2 separate regions of the Homo sapiens genome follow, and region 2 is linked to region 1. The links are chromatin contacts, found by Hi-C in ENCODE. All regions are on one chromosome and are shown on one strand. The core of a region is the stretch at or near the end of the contact, and the rest is flanking DNA. Distances in the headings are between cores, read along the strand shown. Region 1 has its middle 37 kb from the start of ERCC4. Region 2 overlaps PARN (poly(A)-specific ribonuclease).

The links. A loop is a pair of places that touch in the nucleus more often than their neighbours do. Pooled maps may share reads with other maps.
Region 2: a pooled map shows a loop between it and region 1 (5-fold over the local background). The contact joins two enhancer-like sites. A Hi-C loop is called at or near these places in 2 of 37 single-sample maps with no recorded cell type and 3 of 50 pooled maps.

What each region holds. Positions count from the first base shown.
Region 1 is chr16:13,953,939-13,960,833 of GRCh38, forward strand. No RefSeq gene overlaps it. Among named protein-coding and RNA genes, the nearest start is that of ERCC4, 37 kb to the left of the region's middle. RefSeq lists silencers at 2,212-2,281, 3,522-3,571, 3,592-3,651 and enhancers at 2,739-3,938, 3,752-3,871. Within about 2 kb of position 3,578, at least 34 of the 41 ENCODE cell types and tissues checked have a DNase peak (open chromatin) inside an H3K27ac peak, as active enhancers do.
Region 2 is chr16:14,603,849-14,610,743 of GRCh38, forward strand. It overlaps PARN (poly(A)-specific ribonuclease), which reads right to left. Exons shown (of 24, transcript NM_002582.4): 7 at 6,796-6,895; 8 at 5,210-5,275; 9 at 4,433-4,471; 10 at 2,636-2,678; 11 at 298-378. Among named protein-coding and RNA genes, the nearest start is that of PARN, 23 kb to the right of the region's middle. Within about 2 kb of position 4,328, at least 3 of the 41 ENCODE cell types and tissues checked have a DNase peak (open chromatin) inside an H3K27ac peak, as active enhancers do.

The DNA of each region.
Region 1 (6,895 bases), core at 2,328-4,827:
TGCAACCTCCGCCTCCCGGGTTCAAGCGATTCTCCTACCTGAGACTCCCAAGTAGCTGGGATTACAGGCATGCACCACCACGCCTGGCTAATTTTTGTATTTTTAGTAGAGACCGGGTTTCGCCATGTCGGCCAGGCTGTTCTCGAACTCCTGACCTCAGGTGATCTGCTTGCCTTGGCTTCCCAAAGTGCTGGGATTACAGGCGTGAGCCACCGCGCCCAGCCTATGGTTTTAACTTTTTGAAAATTGTCCTTTATAATGGTATTGCCAGCATGAGCTCCTGAAGCTCCCATATAATGATAAAACCCTGTTTCCAGCCTCATGCATCCTAAAGTTATAAAATAGAAGAGGGTAATATATATACACATGTATATATATAAAATCAAGAAATATATATATTTCTTAAATATGTAAGAAGTATAACGTACTAATACATTAACATTGAAAACTATGATTAGATATTAATTTTAAGAACTACAAATTTTAAGATGCTGGCATTTTTCAATGGACTCATCCTCATTCCGTTTACAAAAGCTCAGCTGAATATTTAGTCTAAGTTTCTTTTCTGTGTAGCCGTTGACTATCAGTGTTAAAGAGGCTGATTCATGAATGAGAAAGAAAAGGAATTTTTGATAATCCCAAAGATCTATTTGTGTGACTAAGATATTTCTACGTGAGAAGAACACAGCTCTCTGAGGCCTGAAAGGTAAACAAAATCAACTCAAGATTTTAAATAAAAGAGTTTCCTGGTTTCATGAAAATAGTAAATAAACCAGGTCTAATAAAATGGTAGTATGGCATATTTGAGATGGTAATATTTAGGGACCCTTTCCTATAATTATGAGTTCCAGAACTTGGTGTCAATTAAAGAGTCCTCTTAACTGAGTAAAAGATTTGCCTCCCTGTGCAACTTTATTTCTGGGAAGGGTGACACCCAACAGAAGCTTAGGAGAGAAGACAGTTTAGTAGACCAAGAGAAGCGTGACCAGGCAGGTTTATTTTCAGCGTCAGGCATTAGTGCATAAGGCAGAGGGCTCTCTCTGGGTTTGATGCTATAACAAACAGTCCACGCCATCGAGGGACATTCAGTCTTGCAGTGAAGAGAAGTCAGAGGCAGAAAATGAGCAGGTGGAAGAATAAAAAATCCACAAGAGAGATAGAAGTGTTCCTGAGGTCAGAGGAAGAGGTCATATCCCTGCAGGGAACAGGAATAGCCTCAGAGAGGAGGTAGAATTCGAGATGGGTCTTAAAAAACAGCTAGGATTTCAGCAGACAGATGCAGGGCTCTGCACTTCAGCCCCGGTCTACCACATTAGTGAAGAAACAGATGGGAAATAGAATAATGTTTAAAGAGGGAGTTGTGAACGCTAAGTAGGAGCAATACGAGGGCCATATTGTAGGAGTCTCTTAAGGGCTAGGATGAGGAGTTCTCATTTCAGTAGAAAAGCGAATGTTCAATTAAGGAAAAAATGAACCAGAAGACTTTTAAAATTTTGGTCTGGCAGTAGAGATTTTGAAATGGAAAGGAACTAATATTAATTTACAGTGTGCCATGTGGGTTGTGTATGCTACCTTTACAGACAAAGAGACATACTGAGAGATTAAGTGACTAAAGCCACAGTGGAAGGACATTGCAGATTCAGACTCCAAAACCTGTCATCTTTCTGCCAGACCTTGCTGTCTAGAAGGGAGGATTGGAGGTGAAAAGACCACCTCAGAAGCTGTTGTAACAATCTAAGCAACAGGTAACGAAGGCCAGAACTAGAATGACAGCTTTCGAAATGGAAGGAAGGACAATCTTTGGAAGGTGGCAAATGAAATGTATGCCCGGGAAGAGTCTAAATAATGCCTACTTTTTAAGCCTGGGCTCAGGAGATGATGAGACTGTTGAAGAGAAAAGTTAAAGTCTAGAGAAGGACTTGATTTGGAAACGGAGAAGTACAGTTTTGATGGGAAAGGAGAAGTACGGTTTTGATCAGGTTGATTTTGAGATAGCAGAGAGCCAGGGGACAGTCTCAATACAAGATGTAGTAGGGGTTGGGCGTGGTGGCTCACGCCTGTAATCCCAGCACTTTGGGAGGCCAAGGTGGGCGGATCACTTGAGGCCAGGAGTTCGAGAGCAGTCTGGTCAACATAGTGAAACCCCCATCTCTACTAAAAATACAAAAATTAGCCGGGCGTGGTGGTCCACACCTGTAGTCCCAGCTACTTGGGAGGTTGAGGCGTGAGAATCTCTCGAGCCTGGGAGGCTGAGGTTGCGGTGAGCGGAGATTGCACCACTGCACTCCAGCCTGAGTGACAGAGACAGACTGTGTCAAAAGAGGGGGAAAAAAAGAAAGATGTAGTAGGCATCTGCACTGAAGTGAGAACTGAAAACATTGGCTGAATAAATAAGTGGTTAAGGTAAAGAAACCTGAAACGACTAACAGAACGCTAAAAATGCCTACACTTAGGAGGTGGCAAGATAGAGACAGAAAATTAGAAGAAGAAACTGAGTCATCCAGCAGCCAGAATGAAAACAGGAGGGAATTTCAAGGGAGTGACCCACAACATCAGGAGTTGAGCCGTATGAGCGCTGGCGGCCTTCAAGGCAACAATGAAGACAGCGCTGGTCATCCTGTGTGGTGTGTCCAGGAGACCTAGGGGCACACGCCCGCCTGGGGGTCTGAGGAAGCCATGGGGGGTGGTGAGGATGAAGAAAACGAGGATGGGCAGGCTGAACAGAGGGGCGATTTTGCTTGTTGGTGATCAGGATGAGGGAGCAGAGCAAAGTGGGAGAAGGAAGGCACTAGAGAGAGAACAGAGAATTAGGCAGAACCAAAATTTAGTATTGTGGGGGATGGGGGTGGAGGGAAAAAAACGAACGTGGTTTTGCTTTTCTTCCTTTCACACCTACAGAAAACCTGTTTTTGTATTGAATTGCTTCTTCTTAAAGACCAGCATCAACCTGATCATGCTCCCCACCATGTGAAACGGAATGGGCACGCCACGATAAGTAGTAATGAGCCTTTTCGGCAGCCTTCTGTTTTAACAAAAAAACGCTGCTGTTTGGCATTGAAGTTTGCTTGTGTTTAAGCTCGCGGTGGAACAGCCTAGGACCCCTCTCTGTTTGTAACCTGGCTTTATAATTTTGTTATTATTTAAAGCCTCCCTTTCAGCGATTTTTTAAAACCAAAATATATGCTGGCTAATGTCATCTGGAAACTGAAAGTCGATGTTCAGCAACTCTCACTCGCCAATCCTACAACTTGGTAAGGATTTTTATTTTGGTCGTACTGAGCTTACTGTAACTGGGGCGGCTGAGTTGCTATGGTAATTTGTTCTCAGAACAGAGCACTTTGCTGCAATGCATGGAAACAGCAGATAAATCTACTTTATGTTGACTTGATTGTGACATTAATTCTAGTTGAAACATCCTCCATGCTCCCATCAGGACTCATGTATAAGAATTTTAAATTGGAGCCAAGAAGGCATTGGCTAAAAGAATTGCAACTTCGGCTGTTTAAACCCAGGCCTTCACAATTCATGCAACTGAAGGCTGTTGGCTCACAGCCTAGAGCGCTGCCCCGGGGGCGGCTTGCAGCTGGGGGAAGGTTCATCACTGAGGCAATTATGTGGTTAATTGCTCCAGTGTGGGCTTGGGCTGAGAGTTGTGACTCATGCCGCCCTCTGTCACTAATAGATGGGGGTAGGGGGTAGAGTGGACAGGACTCAAGGACTTACTGAAAACTCAGCTGCCTTTTCCCTTTCCTCTTGCAAATAAATCTGTAACTCACTAACATCTGCCCTGGAGATGTGGGAGGAAGGTAGACCTCAACTCCAAGACTTGGTGCTCCCGGCCTCCATTGGTAGGGGTCCCCATTAAGTCCCACGTCCTGAACTACACTGGAGCCCTCGGACACTTTAAGGATCACTGCACTCCGAATTGGGGTGTATCTTCCTCCAATTCTTGCCTAACCATGACAGAGGAGAGACAAAAACTAGATGCCTGACTTCGAGCATGACTCATTATAAACAAATAGAGGACAGATTGACTTCCTCTTATCAGAGCCCGAGTCTGCGCCCCAGGACACAGCATGAGTCAGACTTGAAGTCCCAAGTCTTGTTGGGAATTTTCCCCCTGAGAAAGAGGTAGATTTTTGAGTAGAGTTCTGTTGATTTCTTGAATATTATCAGTGACCCCATGTTAAGCCCTGGGCTTCTGCATCAGGTCACATCCCTTCGAAACCAATAGAGCTTCCAGAGTAAGGATAAAAATTGGCTGTGCTCACAAAGAAACTCATTTGGAATTGATAGAAATGTTTGTAATTTTAGCGGTGATGGTTTTGCAATGTATAGATGTCAAAATCATAAAAGCATACACTCAATATGTGCAGTGTATTGTATATAAATTATACTTCAAATATTTTTTAGAAGAAACATAGTTTAGCAGGAAAAAAAAAGATGTAGTAGGCACCTGCATTGAAATGAGAACTGAAGACATTGGTTGAATAAGTAAGTGGTTAAGGTAAAGAAACCGTAAACGACTAACAGAATGCTAAAAATGCCTACACTTAGAAGAAGGGAAGATACAGACAGAATATTAGAAGAAGAAACTGAGTCATCCAGCAGCCAGAATGAAACAGGAGGGAATTTATAGGGAGTGACCCACAACACCAGGAGCTGAGCAGTATCAGCGTAGATAGCCTGGTGGCCTTTGACGCAACAATGAAGAGAGCACTGGTCATCCTGCGTGGTGGTTAATTATTATTATGATTTATCATGAAGTTCAGTGTTACCTCCTCCCTTCCCCATCCATACCGATCTATTGCTTGTATTTGGGTGCAAACACACACAGAGTACCTGCCTGAAGGGATCATGAGGTCACAGCATCCAATGCTGATCTCAGACTCCCAGAGTGTGTGTTAGTAGGTAACATTTATTTTTACTCAACTCCGTATTTCACTAGGTAAAAGGGAATGAAGGCAGTCGGGATAGGTGAAACCCAGGTTGTGACAAATTTGGAGGAGGGTGGGGGAGCTGTTGGGTATTAGATTGGTGCAAAAGTAATTGTGGTTATTATGCCAGGAGCGGTGGCTCACGTCTGTAATCCCAGCACTTCGGGAGGCGAGGTGGGTGGATCACTTGAGGTCAGGAGTTTGAGACCAGCCTGGCCAACATGGTGAAACCCATCTCTACTAAAAATACAGAAATTAGCCGGGCATGGTGGCCAGTGCCTGTAATCCCAGCTACCTGGGAGGCTGAGGCAGGAAAATCATTTGAACCCAGGAGGAGGAGGTTGCAGTGATCCGAGATCGCACCACTGCACTCCAGCCTGGGTAACAGAGCAAGACTCGTCTCAAAAAAAATGAAAATCAAAAAATAAATAAAACATTTTTTAAAAGTAATTGCAGTTATTGCCATTATTTTCAATGGCAAAAACCTCAATTCCTTTTTTTTTTTTTTTTTTTTTTGAGATAGAGTTTCCCTCTTGTTGCCCACACCGGAGTGCAATGGCGTAACATTGGCTCACTGCAACCTCCGCCTTCCAGGTTCAAGTGATTCCCCTGCCTCAGCCTCCTGAGTAGCTGGGATTACAGGCATGTGCCACCACACCTGACTAATTTTGTATTTCTAGTAGAGACGGGGTTTTGCCATGTTGGTCAGTCTGGTCTCGAACTCCTGACCTCAGGTGATCCACCCACTTCAGCCTCCCAAAGCACTGGCATTACAGGCATGTGCCACCGTGCCCTGTCCGCAGTTACTTTTACACCAACCTAGTAGCAAAGGAAAAAGAAGCACCTTCAAGGTACCCCACCCCAGGCGGCCACAGGACAGGAGAAGGCTGTTTTTGCCTTCAGGTTTCAGCAAATTCAAGTTGAGTCAAGCCAACAGCATGACAGCATGCAAGAGCTGTGCCATTGGGCTGTGGCCACAAAACACACACACGTGAAATGACTTAAAGCTTGGAAACCAGCACACCAGGGAGCAAATTAATTTAGGGAGAAATGAATACGTGTGTGCTTAGATGGCACAAAAGAAAGAACAAAGTCTTTCGGCAAGCCAGGTTAATCGAAGAGCAGGCAGCCATGAGGGTGGAGTGGCCCGGATTTTTTTTTTTAATGTAAATAACTTCAAGTGGGAAAATATGAACGTGTATCCATGCATGGACTTGCTTATGATCTTCTGAAAAGTACATGATCTCTCTCTATTTCAGATAAATGCCCTTAATGATGGGAAAGGAGGCTTTTCCTTCCTCTTGCTGTAGATATTCTGGAATATCTACTTCTGACTGCTAACCTTGCGGGAAAGGTCTTTCATTTTGACTGCTGACTTCATCCAAAAGGAATTAATTATTTCTTTCATTTTCCCTTCAGTCTCGGTGAGGCCAGCATTTTCCTGCTGCCATCTTTTGGCAAACAAATTCAACATACGCAAGTGATTTGGAGAATTTGCCATCTTAATAGGAGGGTCAGCTGGGCCCGGTGGCTCACACCTGTAATCCCAGCACTTTGGGAGGCTGAGGCAGGCGGATCAGTTGAGGTCAGGAGTTTGAGACCAGCCTGGCCAACATGGTGAAACCCCGTCTCTACTAAAAATGCAAAAATTAGCTGGGCATGGTGGCAGCCGCCTGTAATCCCAGCTACTCAGGAGGCTAAGGCACGAGAATTGCTTGAACCCGGGAGGTGGAGGTTGCAGTGAGCTGAGATCGCGCCACTGAACTCCAGCCTGGGCAACAGAGCGAGACTCAGTCTCCAAATAAACAAACAAGAGGGTCATTAATATAGGCAGTCTTTTTCTGAATCTCCTAACCTCTCAGTCACTGTCACTAAATCTGTATGTGTAGTGTTTGTGTGTGTGTATTTTTTGACCCTCTGGATTCTGTACCTATTTTGAAGGCGTGTCCTTGCCACAG
Region 2 (6,895 bases), core at 3,078-5,577, 650 kb after region 1:
ATTAAAGGATAGTGACACTCAGTGACACAAGCTAAATGAGAATCAAGAGTACTTTCTTCAGGACTGGTTTAAGTAGACACTGGTCATCAGTGACGTCAGACTCACTTTGCTAGCTACGTCTCATGCTTAAATCTAACTTCCCCTTATTCTAGTCCAGGTTTTTCTGCCAATTCCATTGTTCTATGAAAGAAAACTATTCATTAAATTGAATCCAACATATGATCTGAAATAGACAGGAATAAATCAATATTTATGTTGCCATTTCTCACCCCCCAAGAATTAACATAGCCCAATTACCTGTTCTTTGGCATGTTTCTGCTGCTCTCTTCTTTTGCGTTCTTCTTCATCTACTTTGCTGATAACTATATATCGCTCCTTCTAAAAGACATAAAGCAGATATACAATTTTCTTTTCTTTTTCTTTTTTTTTGAGACAGAGTTTCGCTCTTGTTGCTCAGGCTGGAGTGCAATTGCATGATCTCAGCTCACTGCAAACTCCGCCTCCTGGGTTCAAGCGATTATCTTACCTTAGCCTCCCGAGTAGCTGGGATTACAGGCTTGTGCCACCACACCCGGCTAATTTTTGTATTTTTAGTAGAGACGGAGTTTCTCCATGTTGGTCAGGCTGGTCTCAAACTCCCCACCTCAGGTGATCCACCCGCCTCAGTCTCCCAAAGTGCTGGGATTACAGGTGTGAGCCACGGTCCTGGCCACAGATATATACAATTTTCTAGAGACAACTTAATCCAAAAAATTCAGATTTCTGCTGCCATTAGAATTTTTTTTTTGAGACAGTCTCACTCTGTCACCCAAGCTGGAGTGCAGTGGCACAACCTCAGCTCACTGCAAACTCTGCCTCCCAGATTCAAGTGATTCTCCTGCCTCAGCCTCCAGAGTAGCCAAGATTACAGGTGCGCACCAATACGCCCAGCTAATTTTTGTATTTGTAGTAGAGACAGGGTTTCACCATGTTGCCCAGGCTGGTCTCAAACTCCTGACCTCAAGTGATCTGCCCACCTTGGCATCCCAAAGTGCTGGGATTACAGGCATGAGCCACCACACCCAGCCAGAAGTTGTAATTTTTGTAACCGCACACTTTTTTTGTATGTGTGACAGGTTATCACTCCCATTGCTCAGGCTGGAGTGCAGTGGCATGATCACAGCTCACTGCAGCCTCAAATTTCTGGGTTCAGATGATCCTCTCACCTCAGCCTCCTGAGTAGCTGGGACTACAGGCATGTACCACTATGCCTGGCTAATTTCTTTTTATATTTTTAGTAGAGACGGAGTTTCACCATGTTGTCCAGGCTGGTCTCAAACTCCTGGGCTCAAATGACCTGCTCATCTCAGCCTCCCAAAGTGCTGGGATTACAGGCCTGAGCCACCATGCCCAGCCACTGTAGTCTTTCATGAGCCAAATACAACAGAAAATACTTTGAAATGCCAACATAAGTTGAGCTAATGCATTACAAACCAAATTTTGTCTCTGTGTTTCCATGACATTTTCCTACGGTTTACTAATTCAACCCAACAGACATCAGTTAAAAATATCAACAGACTGTGAGAATAAGACATTTCCTATGACAAATACTAAAAAAGTTATATTGCATTTGAACATTGACTTCTGAAGAGTTTTAAAGTAAAATGTATATGTTGTATTAACATTAACAAAACTTACATATATATGTTGTATTACCATAAGAAAAAACTCTGGATTTTCTGCCAAAGTGTCAGATAACTAGTACTTTCTTTCTCATATATTTTGTGTCCACTAAAGATAAATTATCTACCAAGATTATTTTTCTACTTTATTTAATCTCTAATTTTATACCTGACTTAACAGCAACAACAAATTATAAAATTGAAAAACTGCAGAAGGAACCCACCACTAGCCACCCACTTCCCATCACAATTCTATCAGTGTACCCTGTGTACTCAGGACAATAGCTGTGCTTACGACCCAAATTCTAAAATTTAATTTTGTCTGCCCACGCAACATGAAGCCATTTCTTCACATGTACCATTATAGCTTTCTGCCATAGTAAGAATACAAACTAATATTTGTATACTTTCAAGTTTACAAGGCATCACTTCCACTTACCCACGGTATCACCATAAAAAGGCTATGAGAAAGTATAGATCACCGTTATCATGCTCAGTCCCAATGTACAGAAGAAAATTAGGCTTAAAGAGATCAAATGACTTACCCTAGGTTACCTAGCTCATAACAAGCACAGACAAGATACAAATTCTGACTTTCAGCACACTAAGGATTGAGCATGGTAGCTCAGGCCTGTAATCCAGCACTCTGCGAGGCCGAGGCGGGCAAATTGTTTGAGCCCAGGAGTTCAAGACTAGCCTGGGCAACAGGGCGAAACCCTGTCTCTACTAAAAATATAAAAAATTAGCCAAGCATGGTGGCACGAGCCTGTAGTCCCAGCTTGGGAGGCTGATGTAGGAGGATCACCTGAGCCCAGGAAGTCAAGGCTGCAGTGAGCCGTGACTAACCACTGCACTCCAGCCTGGGTAATCAGAGAAAGACCCTGAGGGAAAAAAAAAAAGAAAAAAAAAAGAAACCCCTAACAGTGTAACAATGGATGTGTTTAATGTTAGCCCTAGATAATTCTTGGGGTTACCTTTTCAGTTTCTAAAGTCTCAACATGAATGCCTTTCGGATACCTAAAGAAAAGAAAAACATAGTATCAGTAGATGAGTCAATGACAGCTAAATCCCAAAGTATTTTATAAGCAACTATCCAGCTACTAATTAAGTAAGTTTTATTAACTACAAAATAATTATCACTACAATGGAGACTTTACAGCACATTTATTTTATAACGTTTCAGCTGCTAAATGTTTCCTTACCCTTGCTCTTAAACACATAAACGTGGATTTGACTTCAAATTAATTTTTTTTAGGACTTAGGTATTTTCTATTTTTTTTTTTTTTTTTGAGACAAGAGTCTCTCTCTGTCGCCCAGGCTGGAGGGCAGTGGCGCGATCTCGGCTCACTGCAAGCTCCACCTCCCTGGTTCACGCCATTCTCCTGCCTCAGCTTCCCAAGTAGCTGGGACTATAGGCACCTGCCACCACACCCAGCTAATTTTTTGTATTTTTAGTAGAAACGGGGTTTCACCGTGTTAGCCAGGATGGTCTCGATGTCCTGACCTCGTGATCCTCCCGCCTGGGCCTCCCAAAGTATTGGGATTACAGGTGTGAGCCACTGCGCCTGACCAGGACTTAGGCACTTTCTAAAATGTCCTACATCTCAAAATACAGTCAACTCATTACCACAGAGTCAAATCTTGCTTCCAAATATAAAAATGTTTCCTAACTGAAATTGTGAAAGTCTTTTTATTTTATTTATTTATTTATTTTTTTGAGATGGAGTCTCACTCTGCCACTCAGGCTGGAGTGCCAAGCCGCAATCTTGGCTCACTGCACCTCTGCCTCCAGGGTTCAAGAGATGCTCCTGCCTTTGCCTCCCAAGTAGCTGGGATTACAGGCATGTGCCACCATGTCCGGCTAAATTTTGTATTTGTAGTAGAGACGGGGTTTCACCATGTTGGCCAGGCTGGTCTTGAACTCCTGACCTCAGGTGATCTGCCCACCTCGGCCTCCCAAAGTACCAGGATTACAGGAGTGAGCCACCGCGCCCGGCCTGAGTCTTTTTAGATTGCACAGGGCATATAAAGAGGAGGTTTTAGATGGCCAGCTCTGCTGTAGTTTTGCATGGTATTAACAGCTTGCATCAGCCAAGGAGGAGAGGGATCTGGAATGCAGGTGGAGTAGGCTGCAAGGACGACATGACAGGAAAGGAGTGTGGGCAAACTAAACAGCCCTTTCCTGTTGTGTTCAAAGTATATTCCCAGTATACATGTCACTGGTAGATTCCAACAGAAGAACAAGGTCCCCAAAGTCAAATGGAAATGTCCACCTGTCTATGTCAATGTTCAATTTCTGAGTTGAAGACCCACCTGCAAACACAAGGAAACCAAGGGAAACATCCTTGGAAAAATACACACACAAAAGTCTGGATGTTATTTCAGGGGATTCACAGACCTCCTGAAACCCATCCATAGTCTCACCCTAAGTTAAGAACTCTTGCTTTACCAAAAGCATTCATCTGAGTATTTCCTAGGTCTGAAAACCAAATATTTATTGTATACCCCAAAGGACAAAAACACTACCAATCCATAGCTTAACAGATGCACCAAAGTGATAATTATTTTAAGAAGCCTTAAAGCATCTGTTAAAAAACAATAACAAAAGAAAATTAAGTGAGTATTCAACTTAAGAAAGTAGGGGGAACTTCATGTAGTCAAATCACTGAGAACCGCAGAATTTCAAAAAGGAAATGAGAACTAAGAGATTATATTTAGTCTTTAAATCCTGGGTCCCCCACAGAGCTGCTGCATACAATATAAATACTTACTTCCAGCTCAAAGTCTGATAAATTAGTTTTCTTTGGAACCTATAAAAACAAAAGAAAAGGTATTGATTTTGGCTCATTAGAAGTAAATCCAAACTGATCAAGCATTTGTTGAGAAGGATTTCGCTTTAAAAAGAGACTTCATTAGAACTGATAGGTAATTTGCAAACAAAAATACGCAGGTTTTTTGAGGTGGGGGGATTTCCTCATCACTTGTCTTCTAAAATTTTCTTTAATATTATGCTGCTTTTACTGAAGAGGTAGAAGTTCTCGTCTAATCAAAATATTGCTTCCTGCAGCTGCATAAAGAGAGCTTAAAGTAGACAGATGCATTGAAATACTTTTGTGAAACTCCTCACAAAGTAAAAGGAAAAAAAGACAATCACGTTACTGACTCTTTGAAATGCTAATGTTCTCTGAATACAGAGAGAAATTAAAAGGGTGGAAGTAGCCTGAAAGTGAATTCTTTCTTCTGAAGCCTTCACGTATTAAGCGCGCCTCAAGGCCAAATTAATTATGCCACTCTTGGGCATAACTGAAAGTCAAGGTTGCACAACAGTTTTCTCCGCTCCAAGTACAGGACAAAGCATTCATTCAGTGTCTCAGTATACACAGTCATCCCCACTGTGTAACGCTAAAGTTAGTGTTTAATTCTTGAGAACATAGCAATAATAAAAAGACCCTTTATAAAGCTGTTTTTAAAAGACTAGATGCATCAAATGCCACAAACCATCTACCTTTCCAAAAAAAGGACATGCAGAAATGTTCAGGACAACTAACCCGGTACATGGCTCTAAATCCAAGTTCTTGTTTTCTTCACTTTGTAATAAATCCTCTATTTTCTCTCTGAGGAATAAGAATAGACCATAACCATCAGTACCTTTAAGGAATGAAGTCATCAACCAAGAAAATAATCACAACCAAAAACAGTCTAACTATAAGAACATGTGACAATGTAATTCTACCAAATTACCCTAGAAATTTTAGTTCAAAGACTTTTTTAAAAATGCTTTATTTTGACCTAGGCATAGAATCCCAGCACTTTGGGAGGTCGACGTTGGGTGGATCACTTGAGCCCAGGAGTTCGCGACCAGCCTGGGCAATATACTGAGAGCCCCTCACTACAAAAAATAAATCTTAAAAATTAGCTGGGAGTGGTGCAGTGTAACTGTGGTCCCAGCTACTCCAGAAGCGGAGGTGGGAGGATCACCTGAGCCCAGGAAGTTGAGGCTGCAGTGAGCTGTGATCGCATCACTGCACTCCAGCCTTGGCAACAGAACGAGACCCTGTCTCAAAAAATAAATAACATAAAATAAAAAAGCTTTATTTGGCGTATTTTGGGGGGAAGAGGGTTACTGCTGCTATTTATTAGTGACAACTTCTCAAGGACTCGTCAATACAAGTGATTTAATTTTTGACTTTCCCAGTAAAATGGTTACACCAACAACTAAGCTGAGCAAGACCAGACACTTGTCCAAAATCACATCTGCTTGTCGGCACCTTTACTGCAAGCAAAGAGAACATGGACATGCTACAGGCTGGATAAGCCTGATCCACTCCTCTGCCTTCAAGGACATTGGACAGTGGCTGTCAGGTATTCAGTCCATGCAAGTTTTAGAAGTCAGCTGATTAGCATTTAAAAAACAAGAAAAGGGGCTGGACAATGGCTCACGCCTGTAATCCCAGCGCTCTGGGAGGCTGAGGCAGGAAGATCCCTTGAGCTCAGGAGTTTGACACCAGCCTGGGAAACATAGTGAGATCCGTCTCTATTAAAAAAAATAAAATAAAATAAAAAATCCACGCAGGTCTGACCACGTACTGAAATCTCTTGCCTAGTGACATGTAGCAAGTCCAAGTACAATACATGGAACTCTATTTACAATTTGTTGCTGTTACACTAATTTGAATATGCCGGCTAGGCATGCTGGCTCATGCCTGTAATCTCAACACTTTGAGAGGCTGAGGCGGGCAGATCACTTGAGGCCAGGAGTTCGAGACCAGCGTGGCCAACATGGCAAAACCTCGTCTCTACTAAAAATATAAAAATTAGGCGGGTGTGGTGGTGCACGCCTATAATCCCAGCTACTCTGGAGGCTGAGGCACAAGAATTGCTTGAACCTAGGAGGCAGAGGTTGCAGTAAGCCAGGATTGCACCAATGCACTCCAGCCTGGGCAAAAGAGCAAGACTGTCTCAAAAAAAAAAAAAAAAAAATTTTTTTTTTAATATGCCACAATTATATCCTGCCATTCACAACATCACACCCGTGTGTGTACTATGTTTGTAAAGCACAGGTTTGAGATATAGATGCCTGTCATCCCCAATATATAGCACACAATGCACGCTTAGTTTTAATTTAGGAACTTACACCACTTGGTCAATAAACTTCTTTTGATCCTCAGGAATCGTGACAGGACATTTTGAAGTGTTAGGAGATACATAGGACAGAGCTCCTGCACCATTCGCCT